Linked DNA regions of Mus musculus: region 1 is linked to region 2. A link is a loop called in an ENCODE intact Hi-C map of the cell type or tissue named here. Cell type or tissue: heart. All regions are shown on one strand. Region 1 overlaps Epb41l5 (erythrocyte membrane protein band 4.1 like 5). Region 2 holds the start of Epb41l5 (erythrocyte membrane protein band 4.1 like 5).

The links. Hi-C counts contacts between places; a loop is a spot of excess contacts. Peaks named below come from ENCODE experiments on the same cell type or tissue, not always from the same donor. Only the 100,000 strongest peaks of a DNase experiment are listed, where the experiment ranks them.
Region 1: a loop joins it to region 2, with 1.8 times the contacts of the local background. A loop is called at or near these places in 2 of 42 quality-filtered maps.

The regions. Positions count from the first base shown.
Region 1 is chr1:119,595,221-119,600,220 of GRCm38, forward strand. Epb41l5 (erythrocyte membrane protein band 4.1 like 5) reads right to left here. Exons shown (of 25, transcript NM_145506.4): 15 at 4,978-5,000; 16 at 3,785-3,900. Among named protein-coding and RNA genes, the nearest start is that of Epb41l5, 51 kb to the right of the region's middle. In heart, no CTCF peak of the experiment used is centred here; no DNase peak of the experiment used is centred here.
Region 2 is chr1:119,646,614-119,651,613 of GRCm38, forward strand. It overlaps Epb41l5 (erythrocyte membrane protein band 4.1 like 5), which reads right to left and starts at 2,387. Exons shown (of 25, transcript NM_145506.4): 1 at 2,172-2,387. In heart, no CTCF peak of the experiment used is centred here; DNase peaks (open chromatin) are centred at 1,818 and 2,388; H3K4me3 peaks cover 1,878 bases; H3K27ac peaks cover 1,962 bases.

The sequences.
Region 1 (5,000 bases), 51 kb before region 2:
GTAACCATTCACGTTAACTCTAAGTTAACCACCCAAAGAAACCTTTCAGACATATCTCTCTACATGAACCATGCTGTTATTGCATTTTCTACAGCTGTGGTAATAAAATGTTTGTTAAGAAAAAAATATTATAATAATTTTTATTAAACCGCAGGCTCTTAGCTGAAATGAAGGCATGGGCCACTTTAGAGAGTAGCATATGAGAAGAGTATTACTATAGCACCACAAAAGGCTGAGGCACCATGACTGAATATGGTTCCTTTTGGGTGTACATTTTATGTCTTAACCTTTAAAACTCAGTCTTACTTAGATGGCATGTGGATGACAACTGACAGTTTGTCATAAACATGAATCCCCTGAGAGATGTTTTGAGTGATGTGTTAAATGCTAACATTGAAAACCCTTCCCGAGGACACAGTGCTATGCACACCCTTTCAACACAGCAACATCTGCCATGTGAGTGACAGCTCACGGCTTCTTCAGATCCTCTTCCCTTCCACAGCAGACAGAAGTCAATCATAGCATTGTGTAACTAGTGACTCAGTAGGAAACAAATTCTTTCCAATACACCTAATGAAATCAGTCCTCTATATAAATGCCACAAAATACATTATTGACCTAGATGACAAGAGTTCCACGGCCTAAAAGGTGTAACAACTCATATCTCGGTCATGGCTGCACGGCCAGATAACTGAGCGTCATGATGGGCTCCTGCATTCTTCACATTATGCTCATGTACAAAGTCAGTGTAGTTTCTATATGCAGTCTGGGGTGGGGGCAAGGCCCTTGGGTTCCACTGGTTTCCACCACGTTGGCAGCGGTCACTGGTAGCAGAGAGCCTAGATGGTTGAGGAGTGGGGAGTACAGTTAGTCAATAGGAATAAAGAACACGATGTGTAAAGGAGAGAGGCGATGTGATCAGCATGCACCACTGAGATGATAACATTCAAGAACAGCAGAGGAGGAAATCCATAGTCACATGAAGTACATGGAATGGGAACACATGAAAGCAGTATGAATTAAGTGAATTAATGAAATAAAGTCACAGAAGGCAAAACACTGATACCTACTCATGATGTTTCTGGGGAACTCCAAGGTACAAATGTTGGTTGATTTAGTGTGTGTGTGTGTGTGTGGGGGGGGGGGGGTCTAAGTAGAGCTTTATTCAAATATTTGAAAATATTCTACTGAAGAACAAAAACTTATGGAAAAAGAAGAATTTAAAAATGATCTCTAAAATTACACAATTGTAAAAAGTTATAATCCAGGAAACAGAATCCAGGAGCATTAAAAAAACTGCCCTCAGACATCAAACAAGTTTCTATCAGTGCTCCAAATCAAACAACAATCACAGGAGACTGGGCTTGTTCAGGGTGGCTTAGACTAAATTAACAAAAATCACTGTACTTTCTGCAATCAAAACTCATAGGAGCACAAACTGAAGTGCAACAGGCACACATACAAACAAAAGAATCACAAGCACAGGAGAAGTAGACAGCAGACATGCATCCACATGCAACATGCAGGTTTGAACAGAGTGACAAGAGTCCTCCAGTAGAAAGAAAACACCTGCCCTAGCTCAAAAGCCAAACTTATAAAGTAACACAAGGGCAGCACATGTTACATAATCACAAAGGGAAAACCATCATTCCAAATACAAGCCAAATTCATAACCCTTGATTTAGAGTCTCTAACAATTTAGAAATTAAATTAGGCATATGATCTGGTTTACAGATACAAGATTTTCTCAGTTCTATTTCTTTTTGTCTTTTGATAGGGTTGGGCCTGGAATCACAATCCACCCAAGTGCATGATTCTTCCCACGCCCTGGGATTACAGGCTTTATTTTGTTTGGAGATTAGGTTGCTCAGGCTGGACTCAAGTTCCAGGCCTCAGCCTCTCAAGCACACACCACTGTCTGCTGGCTTCTTGTTGTAAATAAACACTGTGGATTCCAAGTGATGTGAAGTATAGATTCTAAGTTACTAACACATCACATCATTCACCTAGTGAGCAGTTTCATTTAGGATGCCAGGAAAAAAAAGCTGAAGACTGTAACAGGAAATGAGGCTCAATTAAATTGGCTCCAAATTATCTGCCAGAGAGATGTTCCGTACTCTGTGCTTCTCAATGCAGTAATCAGTTTCCAAATTTTATTCCCACTTTCTACAGGAGGACTGTTTTATATTCTTTGAAATCTAAGCATGCAGAAACAAAGAAAGAGGTAGAATGCACGCTACATTAAGGGTAAGAATCAGTAGCTCTAAGACATGTCAGCTGTGGTTCAGTTCCATGCTCTGCTAACGTACTCTGAGGCTCATCAGTTTTTAGGGCCATCTCTACTCCATTTCAGCAAAGGAGGTCTCAGTAGAACCATTATAAAAGGAGAGGACACACAGCTCCAAGATATTTCATTTTTCTTGAATCTCAAATTCAATATTCTCTTTAAAGTCTACATCAAAGAAATTGGTAGTGCCTAGCAAATCAAATTAAACAGATTTAAATATGTACTCATTAAAATGGAATTAAATAAAGACAGCATAACACAGGATGTTAACTAATCAGATTCTCACTTGCAATTAAGATATGCATACATTAAGACAGTTCTTTTACAGTTGAAGACTCATCAGTATTTTTGTGTGATAATGGGCTTCAGTGGCACATTATGGAACATAACTGCTTGCCAGGGCTGTTATCTTCAGCATGAAATTGAAACTTATTTTTTTTTTTAGTTTTTCGAGGCAGGGTTTCTCTGTGTAGCCCTGGCTGTCCTGGAACTCACTCTGTAGACCACGCTGGCCTTGAACTCAGAAATCCGCTTGTCTCTGCCTCCCAAGTCCTGGGATTAAAGGCGTGCACCACCACTGCCCGGCAAAATTGAAACTTTTAAAAAGTCTTAAATAAATACTATAACTTGACATTTGTAGACCTCACCTTTGGTATGTGTATGTGAATACACCTAAAGTACCCTGTATCAGACAGATTCCCACAAGGACAAAAAGGAAAGGAAAGTTTAAAAAGGATCAAACAAGGAGAGAAATCCTCTTTGATTGTAACTGCAAAATTACCTGGAACTGAAATAAAATATACCCAACGATCGCAAGCAGAGTATCCTATAGTTAGTTAAGCCAATCCCAGTGAAAGAGTACATAGGACAGACTGGAAACAATCACCAACCACTGCTGACCCACCACCATGCAGGAAGAACTGGCTGCACAAAAAGCCGACCCAACCCTTGAGATGGCCACCGAATCTCATTAGATTTCAGATATTAACAAGCTAAGAGCAAGAGAAAAAGAGAAGACTCTCATGGATCATCCAAGTGCACTGAGTAACAGACGATACCCAACACGACCACGCAGCCCAAGTCATTTCTAAAGTACCCCTCACCAAGCCACACTGCTCTCTAGGAAAGCATGAACCCAACTGATTATAGCAAATAAGCCACAAAATATCCATATTTGTGTGTTCACCATTTATATAAATACCTTTACTTTCACTGGATTATTTCTCCAGCTCCCCAAACTGGAATTTTTATAAGAAAAATTAGTCACTCCCAGACTTTACTAAAGCCAGCTGGGTTATGTTTGCCTGTAGACAACGGTCCTCCCTCGTCCCTGCAGAATCTTAGGCTCACCACCCCTCCGACTACTCAGTAGGCTCCTTTTCAGCTCACAAATATGAATACTTTGTTTTCAATCATACTTAAAGTACTTTAAGATTACAGCTTAAGTTTTAGAATACAATTACGCAAGCAATATTTTGGTTTAGGAAGTTAACAAACCATTTCCTGTCGTGCTGCTCTGTCGCAGAGGTCTGTGGGAGATTCTCTATCTCCACCTGCACAGCGCCACAGGATGAGGAAGAAGTGACAGGCACAGGAGACATCACACCCCAAGCCTTTGGACAGAAGAATAAGGAAAGTCAAATACTAACAAATAGACACTAACATCAAGAAACAGGATATTAAAATGGAGTGCCATCTATATAGTAAATAAATGCGGTCAAATGTGGGAAAACTCTGCTAATTAAGATCAAAGTCTACCATGACTGGACAGTCTCTGAGCTCAGCACAAAATGGGAGACTCCCTTGTCAGCAGGTTTTCTCCTTCTCTGACTTTGTCTGGAGGGATTCTAAGCTTTCACCCTCACCTCTCCCAGCATAAAACTTGGAGTTCTCCATGCTAATAATAGGTCCCCAAGTGTTCAGCCAAGGAACTTCCTCTTCCTAGGCATTTATTCCCCTAAAAGGTATTTAATCCCTGGGTCACCCTGAATAAGGTGTATGCATTCACATTCGCCAACAAATGAAGCAGTTTCAACAAGCAAGGACCCTCTCTCCTCAGGACGCCCAAGGAGGGAAGGCCTTCCTCATAAAGAGCAGCTAAATCTCCTGGAGGAGGCCTCTCTTCCAGTCCCTCCATACTCTCAGCACTCACTCTTACTCCCTCTCTGGGCTGTGCCTTCCCCTTCCGCCTGCTGTGTGGACACCCCAAAGGGCAGCTCTGACTGGGAAGCCCTTTTCCAACTCCCAGCACTAAGCCAGTGGCATCTAGGTATGCAGGAAAATGGGAACCACAGCAATCATCCCAGACCCTGATGTTTCCACCCAGGAAAACAGGGACTGAGAAACCTCATTACAGACTGTGTTTTGCCTACCAGCACTCCGGGTACCCCAGGCACGGAGGCAGATACTCAGCCTGGCAGTCAAATGTTTGAATTTAAATTTTACACACTAATTTTAGATAATAAATGAACATTCACACTTACTGATGTGCCAGATTTATAGGAATAGAAAATGTTTTATGAATCATCTGTTCTACTTGCATTGTCTTAGTAAAATAGGAGATGTGATAGGGGTAAGAAAATGTACAAAACTTGTAAAAGATCACACATTACAAAAATCCAACTAATACCATGTCAGTCACTGTAATTATCTATGTGCTCTAGGACTTTAGAAACTTACTGCTATCTTACCTGTTGGGAGTCACTTTTCTGAG
Region 2 (5,000 bases):
TCAGCTCAAATGTCTAATTCCAGAACTTTCTTATCAATGGTCGATCTTCCTAAGAAAATCTCTGTGCACTCCATCTCCCATTCTTTTTTCTAAGAGAGCGCTATATTTACACATGAAATTTTATTTCCTCAGAAAAGTACTCTCAGATTCTGTGGCCGGATTAGATGGCCCTGTTAGCAGGCAGACTTTTCTTTATAACATGAAAAGAAACTGTAATTAAATATTTAATTGACTTCTTTCTTCCTTTTTACTGACTATCATCCCTTCCACTCCCACAGACAGGAACCAAGTCTGACTTGTTTACTGACCAAACAGCTATCATGGCAAAGTTGCTATGATACATATTACATATTAGACGATCAATAAGAAAACTAATGTGATAGAGCAAAATGATACATTAGAAAATGGAATATATATAGAGATCGATATCTAGATATCTATATAGAGAGATCTAGGTATCTATATGTATATAGATATCTATGCACAAATTCTAAAAGACGATAATAAAAGAGACTCACAAAACAGCTCCAGCCCCTGGAAGGCAGAAGCAGAATTGGTTCCAAGCTAATCTAGGAGAGGGAGAGAGAGAGAGCGTGCTCTCTCTCTCTCATATTCTCTCTCTCTCTCCCTCTCTCTCTCCTCTCTCTCTCCCCCCCCTCTCTCTATATATATATATATGTATATATATTTATCTCAAGTTCCAAGCTAGCTTGGGCTGCATGGGGAGACAGGGTCTATCTATCTATCTATCTATCTCAAATTCCAAGCTAGCTTGGGCTGCATGGGGAGACAGGGTCTCTAAAAGCAACTGGAAATATGGGGTTTGGAGTTACAAGTCTTCTAATAACTTTAATTTCTGAGTTTTCAACGAGTAAGTTTTCTTTTCAATCACAGAAATGCAAACTGAAGTGATACATTTCCTATTTAGCCAAGAGCCACTTTTCCACCACTCCAAGTTCATACATACTGACTTGCCAATTGCAAGTGTCAACTGCGCCTCCCTTTTGGCTCTTCCTGTTGCAGTGCTGGGGATTGAACCCTGGGTATCCATGCTTTACACCATAGGGTATCTACAGCCAAGCTAGTGATTTTTTAAAAAAAAAAAAAAACAGTAATATTGAAAACTATAGAAAATGTCCTAAAGTTATCAGTATCTTTCATCCCAGTTACTCCCGCAAAAGAAACTGTAACTAAGAAACTAAACACAGGAACATTGCGCACATCGCTGCCCAAACAAGTTATCCTAACAAGAACAACAACAACAAGAAAAGAAAAAAACAGGTGTGAGCATTTAGATTTAGTTCAGCCTAGCGTTCCAGAACCCGGGTTTGGTTCCCAGTATCGAAAGAAAAGAAAAGAAAAGAAAAGAAGGAAAGGAAAGGAAGAAAGAGAGAAAAAGAATTAGAAGAAGAACGAAGTGGGGGTTGGGAAGAAAAAGAAAATAATGATCCCAAAGTGTTCATTTAGACACATACAAGTTACCCACTGCAGTTAGCAGTGCTCAGTGCCTCAGCTCAGTGCATCTGGGGTGAGCGGAGTTGTGAATTACATTCATAATTTCTTGGTGGGCTTATCTCCAATTCTTAAGGGAAAAAAAAAAAACCATTACTAGTAATTTTGAACTATTGCTAAACAACTTCGGAGCCTGGAGCCTTCTCGCTCTTAAAGCAGAACCCGGGAGACTACAGTAACCAGAGATGGACACAATTATCTTCTACCCACAGGAGAACCCATCATTACCGGACGCGCGCCACGCGTGGGGGCGGGGAGCGCCCTCGGCCTTGGCGGTTCCCGGGAACGCACCTGCCTCGTACGCTTCCCAAGTTTCACTCGACCGGGAGCTAGCTGGCACGTCCTGTCTCACCGATGTCTGCCCACAATCCCGGCGAAGTGACACTCGAGGCGACCTTCCCCTAATCCCACAGCTACGGGGAGGTCAGGGGTGACCAGAGTTTCCCCCCAACAACGCGCGAGACCCCGGCGACGCGCCCGGCCCTCAGCGGCCACCGCGCGGTATCGCCCGAAACTCAGCGCCCAGCCCCATTGGCCGTCGCCGCCACTCCCCTCCCAGCCCGCGGCGTCGCCCGGGGAGCCGGGCCGCCCACCCGGCACGGTCGAGAGCCTCGGCTCAGTGAGCAGGGCCAACTGGACACCCGAGGCCAAACTCTTACCTGTACTCGGGGGTGAACACCGTGAAGCGACGGAGACCACTGCGACTGGGACGCGCGACCCTCGGAGAGAGATGCCCAGCCGGCTAGAGGAGAGGACGGGTCTCCAGAGACACCGAGAAATGGCGGCGCAAGGCGCGAGCCCACCCTGCGCTAATCCCCGGAGGACCCCGGCCGCCCGAGGGCACGCCCCTTAAAGCCCCATCCAAGGTCCGCCCCCCGAAGGGCGGGACGCTCCGCTCTTAAAGGGGCAATGGCACCGCCCCGGAAATCGGCCTCCTGAGACCTGAATTTAAGCTGGCAACACCAGATGGGACTATAGAAATACAGAAAGGCAGTTCACCTTTAATCCCAATACTCCAGAGGCAGAGGCAGAGGCAGAGGCAGAGGCAGAGGCAGAGGCAGAGGCAGGTGGATTTCTGTGAGTTCGAGTCCAGCCACAGCTACTTAGTTACAGGTCAGCCAGGACTACCTAGTGAAATCCTGTCTTTTAAAAAAGATTATTTTTTTCTGTGCGTATATGTATGGGTCAGGGAAAGATATGCCACAGTCCCTGTCTGAGAACAACTTGCAGGAGTATCATGTGGGCACAGGGGACCAGACTCTGGCCTTCACATTTGGAATGAAGCACTTTTACCCACACTGAGCATCTCCATGGCGCTTGGTTTATGTTTTGAATTTTTCACCTTCCTGGTAATATGATTTGAAAATGAAACGTTGGGTTTAAGATACAGTTCAGTGGTAGGGTGTTAGACTAGCACATACCAGGCCCAGGATCCAATCCCTGGCACAGCAAAAATGAGTATTTTCCTATTTTTAATGTAGTCTAGTATGTTTTCTCTTACACAGTTGTTTATTAATTGATCCAGCATTTATTTAAATGTTTCCTTGCTCCCTCCCCCCAAATCCTAGAGATTAAAGCAACCTTTAGTCTGTAATGGAGAAAGAGAACAACTATGTGTCAAGTGGTGATGAGAGCCCTGGAGAGAACGCTGCTGGGAAAGGGAAATAACAGACTGATGCTCCAGGCACTGTGGTCACAGAATGGAGGCCCTAAGTGGCAGGGCGACATTCCATTCATTCATTCTTCAGATAGTTTATCAAAATGCCTACAGCTCTGTAGACCCTGGAGATAAGGCAGATAAAGAAGAAAGACAGGAGTCCCTCAAGGCAATCCCAGCAGTAAAAGCCCCTTGGGGGCTGAGTAGTGAGTTCAGGGCCAGCACTGGCCACATTGAGAGGTTCTGTCATAATTAAACAAGTTATTTCATGGTTTAGCCTGTATGGGAGAGTGTACCTGTCCTCCTTGTGCCTATAGCCTTTGAGGCAGAAAGATCACTTAAGCCCAGGAATTGGAGGCCAGTCTACCTAACACCATCTCAGAAGGAAAAAGAAAATGCTGTAGGGTATAGCTCAGTTGGTAGAGTGCATAAAGTCCTTGGTTCAAAACATGTCTGACTGGCGGTTAGTAAACACCTAGAAAATAGCAGTGGGTGTGGGGTCTGGGAATGAAGGGTTGCAATATAAGCAGGGAGGAAGGCTCTTAGGGCAGTGACAATGACTTCAGACTTAAAGTAGGTGAGGAAAGAGCCCAGTAGACATCCGGGAAGGACATAAAGAGCAAGGGCAAAGGACTGTGTGGAGCTACGCAAGGGCCCTAGTGACACTAAGAGCAAGAAGAGCAGAAGGTCTGGAACAAGGGTTTTATGGGATCTTGCCTGAAAATTAGCGTGTATAAAGGGAGGCTGCAGCTCACTGAAACCAGAATACAGTTTCCGGGGATTTGGCACTGTCCGTGCCTGTACCAACTGCTCCTTCTGTCCCCATGGCGTTGCTAGATTATTGTCAGTTACCAGTGTGGCACCTCAGCTGGGGCCAAAGGAGCAACAGCTGAGTACTACACACAGCTCTATCCATACAGCCTTGTGGTGGAGAGATTAAAAACTCAAATCACCATACCAGGAAACCAGCATCATTTCTGCTGCCTGGTACAGATTTTTAAAGCAAGAGTAGTTTCAAAAAGGCAGGGTAGGCGAGGGGATCTAGCTCACCTAGTAGATGCACACACATACAATATAGTAATTGTTATAAAATGAAATTATGCAACATCCACGTGATGGCATAATTAAGAATGAGTTGGGCTGGTGAGATGGCTCTAGAGGTAAAGACACTTAGAAGCAAGCATGATAACCCCAGCTTCATCCCCAGGACTCACAAGGTGGAGAGAACTGATCTCTACATGAGTGCTGTGTATATATATACATGGTCATTCATGCACCTCAACACCCAAAGAACTTTTTAAACAATACGATAGATGTGAATATGCTACTATGGAACTATCTTACAATGAAACATCAAGTTACAGGCTGCATCATACAATCCCACAAGCATGTTTATGTATACACAAATATACATTTTCCTAGGAAGAAAATATAAGAACTTGAACAGAGGTCATCATTGGTGTGATAGGGCTTCCTATAAAAGATTTATGCAGTTTAAATATGAGTGCTGTCTTCAGACACACCAGAGGAGGGCATCAGAACCTATTACAGATGGCTGTGAATCACCATGTGTGTGCTGTGAATTGAACTCAGGACTGGTGGAAGAGCAGCCAGTGCTCTTTACTGCATAGACATCTCTCTAGCCCCTCTCTTCTTACTTTTGACACAGGATATCTCTGTGTTGCTTAGCCTGGCCCTGAACTCCTGGCCAAAAATGATTCTCCTACTGAAATTTTAAAGTAGCTGGGACCACATGCACAGGTCATTATGTCATTGTACCTCCCTTTGCTATAATGGATCCATTATCATGTATGCACCTAAAACAGTTATT